2 separate regions of the Homo sapiens genome follow, and region 1 is linked to region 2. Evidence: chromatin loops called from intact Hi-C (ENCODE). Cell type or tissue: HepG2. All regions are shown on one strand. Each heading gives the region's core, and the rest is flanking DNA. Links, peaks and the distances in the headings are about the cores only.

Evidence for each region. Hi-C counts contacts between places; a loop is a spot of excess contacts. Peaks named below come from ENCODE experiments on the same cell type or tissue, not always from the same donor. Only the 100,000 strongest peaks of a DNase experiment are listed, where the experiment ranks them.
Region 1: a loop joins it to region 2, with 2.7 times the contacts of the local background. A loop is called at or near these places in 21 of 110 quality-filtered maps.

Annotation. Positions count from the first base shown.
Region 1 is chr6:134,326,742-134,329,663 of GRCh38, forward strand. No RefSeq gene overlaps it. Among named protein-coding and RNA genes, the nearest start is that of SGK1, 10 kb to the left of the region's middle. In HepG2, for the core only: a CTCF peak has its summit at 1,661; no DNase peak of the experiment used is centred there.
Region 2 is chr6:134,172,907-134,175,828 of GRCh38, forward strand. SGK1 (serum/glucocorticoid regulated kinase 1) reads right to left here. Exons shown (of 14, transcript NM_001143676.3): 4 at 1,605-1,680; 5 at 1,099-1,174; 6 at 556-660; 7 at 368-451; 8 at 117-248. Among named protein-coding and RNA genes, the nearest start is that of SLC2A12, 120 kb to the left of the region's middle. RefSeq lists silencers at 1,909-2,308, 2,419-2,698, 2,625-2,919 and an enhancer at 2,047-2,548. In HepG2, for the core only: CTCF peaks have their summits at 1,210 (motif pointing right), 1,923 and 2,375; DNase peaks (open chromatin) are centred at 1,225 and 1,975; H3K4me3 peaks cover 2,500 bases.

The sequences.
Region 1 (2,922 bases), core at 196-2,695, 150 kb after region 2:
AAATCCAATTTCAAGGTGTCAGCATGGTTGGCTTCTGGTAAGGGCTTTCTTCCTGGCTTGTATTTGGCTGTCTTCTCACTGTGTCCTCACATGGCAGGGAGAGAGAGTGTGTGTTTCTTCTTATAAGGGCACTAATCCTAGTTTAAAGACCCCACCTTCAGGACCTCATCTAAGCCTAATTCTCAAAGTCCTCATTTCTAAGTACCACCACATTTCAGGGTTAGGGCTTTAACATATGAATTTTGGGGACATAATTCAGTCCATAGCAGTCATTTTATCATGTGGAACTATTTCTGGTACTAAGGCACTCTTAATCTCCACGTCAAAAGTGAATATTGTTATATTGCTTTTTCAGTAAGTAATAATTGGGAAAAGTTTTCAAAATCTCTGCCAACCCATGGGACAGAGGATCGATATAACTACCATACAAAAAAACTCCTATAAATGTATAAGAAAAAGACAGCTAGCTTAATAGAAAATATGCTTAAGATATAAAAAGCAAATCAGTAAAGGCATAATGCAGAATAACAAAAACGTACGCAAATAAATATATACAGAGATACTAAAATTTCTGGTGGTTAGTAAAATGCAATTTAAAATGGTGAGATACCATTTTTCACTTATTGGACTGGAAAATATTAAATAGTTATGCATTCAAAACATGCAAAACTCTGCAGTATTTCTGCATATAGTTGGAGGTAGTAGAAATATTTTTGAAAATAATCAAACAATATTATATAAAATTACAATGTGCCTATCCACTGACCTGGTAACTTTACTTTCAAGAATAAATTGAAAATATAAACACCAGTATGCATGACTCTATAGAAATACTAGGAATAATATAGTATAAGAATACTTACTATAGGATTGGTTGGAACAGCAAGAATTTGGGAAAATAAGGTCATGGTTTAACACATTGTATAACTATACTAAAGAATATCTTGCAGCTATCAAAAAGTATGAATTTAAACATTTTCATAATATGTTGTCAACTTAAAAACATATCCTAATGTTTTCTAAAGAAAAAACATTTTGTTGCCAGGCACAGTGGCTCATGCCTATAATCCTAGCACTTTGGGAGGCCGAGGTGGGTGGATCACTTGAGCCCAGGGGTTTCAGAGTAGCCTGGGCCACATTGGTGAAACCCCATCTTTACACCAAATGCAATAATTAGCTAGTCATGGTAGAGTGCGCTTGTGGTGCCAGCTACTCAGGAGGCTGAGATGGGAGGCTCACTTGAGCCTGGGAGACCAAGGTTGCAGTGAGCTGTAATTGCACCACTGCACTCCAGCCTTGGCAACACACACAGATCCTGTCTCAAAAAAACAAAACAAAAACCAAACTAAACCAAACAAACAAAAAACACCCCCCCCCCCAAAAAAAACACAACATTTTATTTTGTATGAGCATAGAGAAAGAAATGGAAGGTTATATATCACCAAATATAAAACTAGTTACTACAGGAGGAGGTAGATGGGGAAGTCTATTTCTTTTCTTCTTCCTTTCTTTTCTTTCTTTCTCTCTCTTTCTCTCTTTCTCTCTCTCTGTCTCTCTCTCTCTCTCTGTCTCTTTCTCTATCTCTATCTCTATCTCTATCTTTCTTTCTTCCTTTTTTTAGACAGCGCCTCCCTCTGTTTCCCAGGCTGGAGTGCAGTGGTGCAATTATGGCTCACTCCAGTCTCAACCTCCTGGGCTCAAAAGATCCTCCCACCTCAATCTCCTGAGTAGCTGGGACTACAGACACTATGTCGGGCTGATTAAAAAAACACAAATTTTTGTAGAGACAGAATCTCCCTATGTTGCCCAGGCTGGTCTCAAAGTCTTGGGTGCAAGTGATCTTCCCACCTCAGCCTCCCAAAGTACTGGGGTTACAGACGTGAGCCACCATGTCCAGCCTCATTCTTTTTCTAAGTTTCTATAATGCATTTACCACAACAAGCATGTCTTACAGTAAAGCTGAAAAACATTTAACATCCTATAGCTTAGCTAGGCACCTAAACCGTCTCATTTTCACCAGGTATTTTACTTCCTCCTTTGAAAGCTTCTATTCATTTATCCTTGATTGTGTATTTCATAAATTTTAGGCACCATGCCTTGTGCTAGGAAATTTACAAAGAGCAGTATTTGACCATAACCAGTATCTAGAATTGTAGAATGTAGCAGAGCTGGAAGGAACTTGAAGATATTCTCACCCAAATCCTTCATTCTATAGATGATGGAATTGAGGCCCACAGAGAGAGACCGACTTGCTCAAGGTTACATCATAGTGAATGATATTTCCATTCTAAATTTAGCCAATCACAGATATACATGAAATCTACACAGAATAAAATAGAAAATATGGTAAAACGTACTCATGAATCCATAGAACAACCAGTATTTGTTGGGAATTCAATTATTCCTTAGGCACTGAGTTCAGGACTAAGTGTCTATCACACTTCTTTAGGTTCTGACTAATTTTTCAGTGCTTATTTTTATAGTAGTCTAAACATACAAAATCTGCATAAGAGATTGTAGCTACTCTTTTTCGTGACTGTTCTTTTACTTTTTCTTTTCCATTACTGATTGCAATATCAGTCAAGTAGCCTCTCCCTATAAAGTAAACTTCTTAATCAAGAGATAAACTTATCTAAAAAGGATCTGCTAATGATTAGAAAAATTTGAAGTTGCATCATAAGATTTTCATGAAACTTTCCATCAGTTCCTAAAGTAAAGAGACCTACAAAAAATTGAATAAAAAATTTAAACTTTTCCATATGGAACCAGAAAAATAATTCCATATTCAGCATATTCTGGCTGGGTGCAGCGGCTCACGCCTGTAATCCCAGCACTTTGGGAGGCCGAGGCAGGTGGATCACGAGGTCAGGAGTTCAAGACCATCCTGGCCAACATGGTGAAACCCTGTCTCTACTAAAAATA
Region 2 (2,922 bases), core at 135-2,634:
ATGCTAATTCTGGTAACATTCTCCCCACCAAAAATCTTTGAAAACTTTTTTCTCAAACTAAAACAAAGCAGGCTGTGCAGAGACACTAAGAGTTGACTTCTATCCCCCCTGCTCACCTCTCCACCATTAATGTAGTCTAGGACAAAGTACAATTTGTCAGCAGTCTGGAAAGAGAAGTGAAGGCCCACCAGGAAAGGGTGCTTCACATTCTTCAACAGAACATTCCGCTCCGACATAATATGCTTCTCCTAGGAAAATGACGATTCAGATTTAGTGGCATGTTTCAACTTGGCACCAACATTCCAGAATCAAGATTATTCAAGGAGTGTCTACCGCCAATGCCAGCCCCATCAAGCACATCTCATACCTCTTTCTTTTTCAGGATTGCTTTCTTCTGTAAAACTTTGACTGCATAGAACACTTCTTCTGCCTTGTGTCTTGCTAGAAGAACCTGAAATTTCAATTTAAAAAAATCATTTTTCTATCCTCATCCAGGGAGAATACAAAAGAGGACATGAAGGAAGTGTACCAAAAGATCTTCAGATTTGAAATTACCTTTCCAAAACTGCCCTTTCCGATCACTTTCAAGAAGTGAAAGTCAGATGGTTTAGCATGAGGATTGGACGACGGGCCAAGGTTGATTTGCTGAGAAGGACTTGGCTAGAAAAAAAAAAAAAGAATTTCTTTTAATACCATTGCTTCAAAGGAAGACATCTATAACATAAACGATGTAGAAAATGTTACATCTACAAATGACTGATGCAAATGACCATACATCTATAAACATTCAAAACTACATTTCATCACATTTCAAATGAGTATGGAAACTGCACACAGTCATGTTGTTTCAGACAGATAAAACCTTTTTATGAAATATGCCTTTTAAAATAACCACTTTGGAGGTAAAATATGCCCAGGAAAAAAATAAAATAATACTCTGACTCAATACTTAAATATTTATATCACTTGTTATGCCATAATGAAGCATTCCTGCCTTGATACTAATTTCTAGAAATGCTATTTTAATCCATTAATGTAGGAATACTAACTGACTCCCTTACAGTTCTCCACAGATGCACGGCACATACAAAAACTTACTGGAGGAGAAGGGTTGGCATTCATAAGCTCAGGCTCCTGAGGTTGGGAGATCTTCAAGATGGACTGAACTTCAGGGCTGCAGGGAATAAAGGGCACGATTTAGAATCCAGCTCGCCACTAGGGGGCACACCAACATCAAAAGTGAGTTTCTGGCTCTACCGACTTCTACCCGGATAATTCACTGTTTAAACTGAAAATACCCCAATACATTAGTCAGTTAAAGAAAATAATAAACCCCATTAAATACAGAAATAAGGATTGTTGCTCATGGAGAAAGGCCGTGAATTCGGCCAACACGAACCATTTATCTTACATCTCCAGTTCAAGCCAAATCAGCAAATTAACTTTAATGTTTAAAATGTGTCAAATATATTAGAATTTAAGGAGAAATGAGATCCCCACCCCAGAAGAAGTCTTCGCCTTCCCGATAAACGCCGTGATGAGAATGTTTACCGCTGGCAAATTCAAACTATACTAGTTATTTCCTCAAATCCGGTCAAACTTACTGTTTGCATGCATAGGAGTTATTGGCAATCTTCTGAATAAAGTCGTTCAGACCCATCCTCCTCTGCTTCATGAAAGCTGTGGATGAAGGAGGAGAAATAAAGAAACGTTTAGACGGCTTCATAACGTCCGGCGCCACACACACTAATCTGATCCGGGACTTTCAAAAAATTTCCACTTTGCGTCTCCTGGAGCAGAAGTCCCGCAAGATTCCTGCACTCACCGATGAGAATTGCCACCATGCCCCTCATCCTGGAGTAAGTGAGGGTGCCCTTAGCAGCCTCAGTTTTCACCGTCATCACCACCGCGGGGAGACAGAAAGACGTTAGCGCTCAAAGACCGGCTCGGCGTATGCTGCGCCAGGCCGCGCGCTCGGCCTTATAAAAAAGGCACCGCCGCGGGGGCGGGGCCTGCGCGACAGTGAGAAGTGGCCCCGCCCTTCGCCTCGCCCCTCGCCCCGCCCCGGCCGCCTCGCGGTTTGCTGGCGGCTACGCTGCCTGCGGCGGGCGGTTCTGTCCCCATTGAGAGGGCGAGCCCCGGGCGGGGGCGCGAGGACCGCCCGGGGACGGCCTGGCGCAGGGCCGTTATCAGTCTCCATCGGCTCCTGGGGCAGGAGAGAGAGAACGCGCCGGCGGAGGGCGCGGGGAGGGCCGGAGAGCCCGGGGTAGTTTTCCACCTCTCTCATTTATTCCGCCGCCGGAGAAAGCCGGGTTCGCAGCGCCGAAGCGCTTCCCGGCGGGTGCGCGGCGGCCACGGTGGCTTCGCTCACTGTCCCTGCAGATACCCTCTCCCCGGCCAGGCGCCGTCCTGCGGCCGGACTCCCACCCTCCTCCCCAACCCGAGCCGGCGGTGCGCGCCACCCTCCGGGGTTTATCCCTGGGGCGCAGGCCTGCGCGCGCGACCTCGCCCGCCAGGTCCTCCCGTTCCCGCCGCCGGGACCCCGGCCCCGAGAACTCCGACGAAAGCCGGCCCCTGCCTCCAAGCCGCTCTGGGGAAGTGAGCCAAGCCCCCAGCGGGGCCGGCGGCGGCGCTTACCCAGTCCGCTCAGCAGGAAGGACTCGCTCCTTTTCTGCGCCTCGGCCCTCTTTTTGTGGCGGGGCCGCAGCAGGGACTCGAGCCGGGCTCTGGCCAGCGCGCCCTGCATCTCCCCCATGGGCAGCGGGCGGCGGGGCGCGCGGCAGACGAGAGCGACCGGCGAGCACTGACGTTTCCTTGAAGGAGCCGCCGTGACTCAGGCCGGGCAAGATTTCCTGCCCCGAGTCCCAAAACAAACAAATGGCCCTTGTGCACGGTCGGGTCGCTTCCGAAAACGCCTTTTTT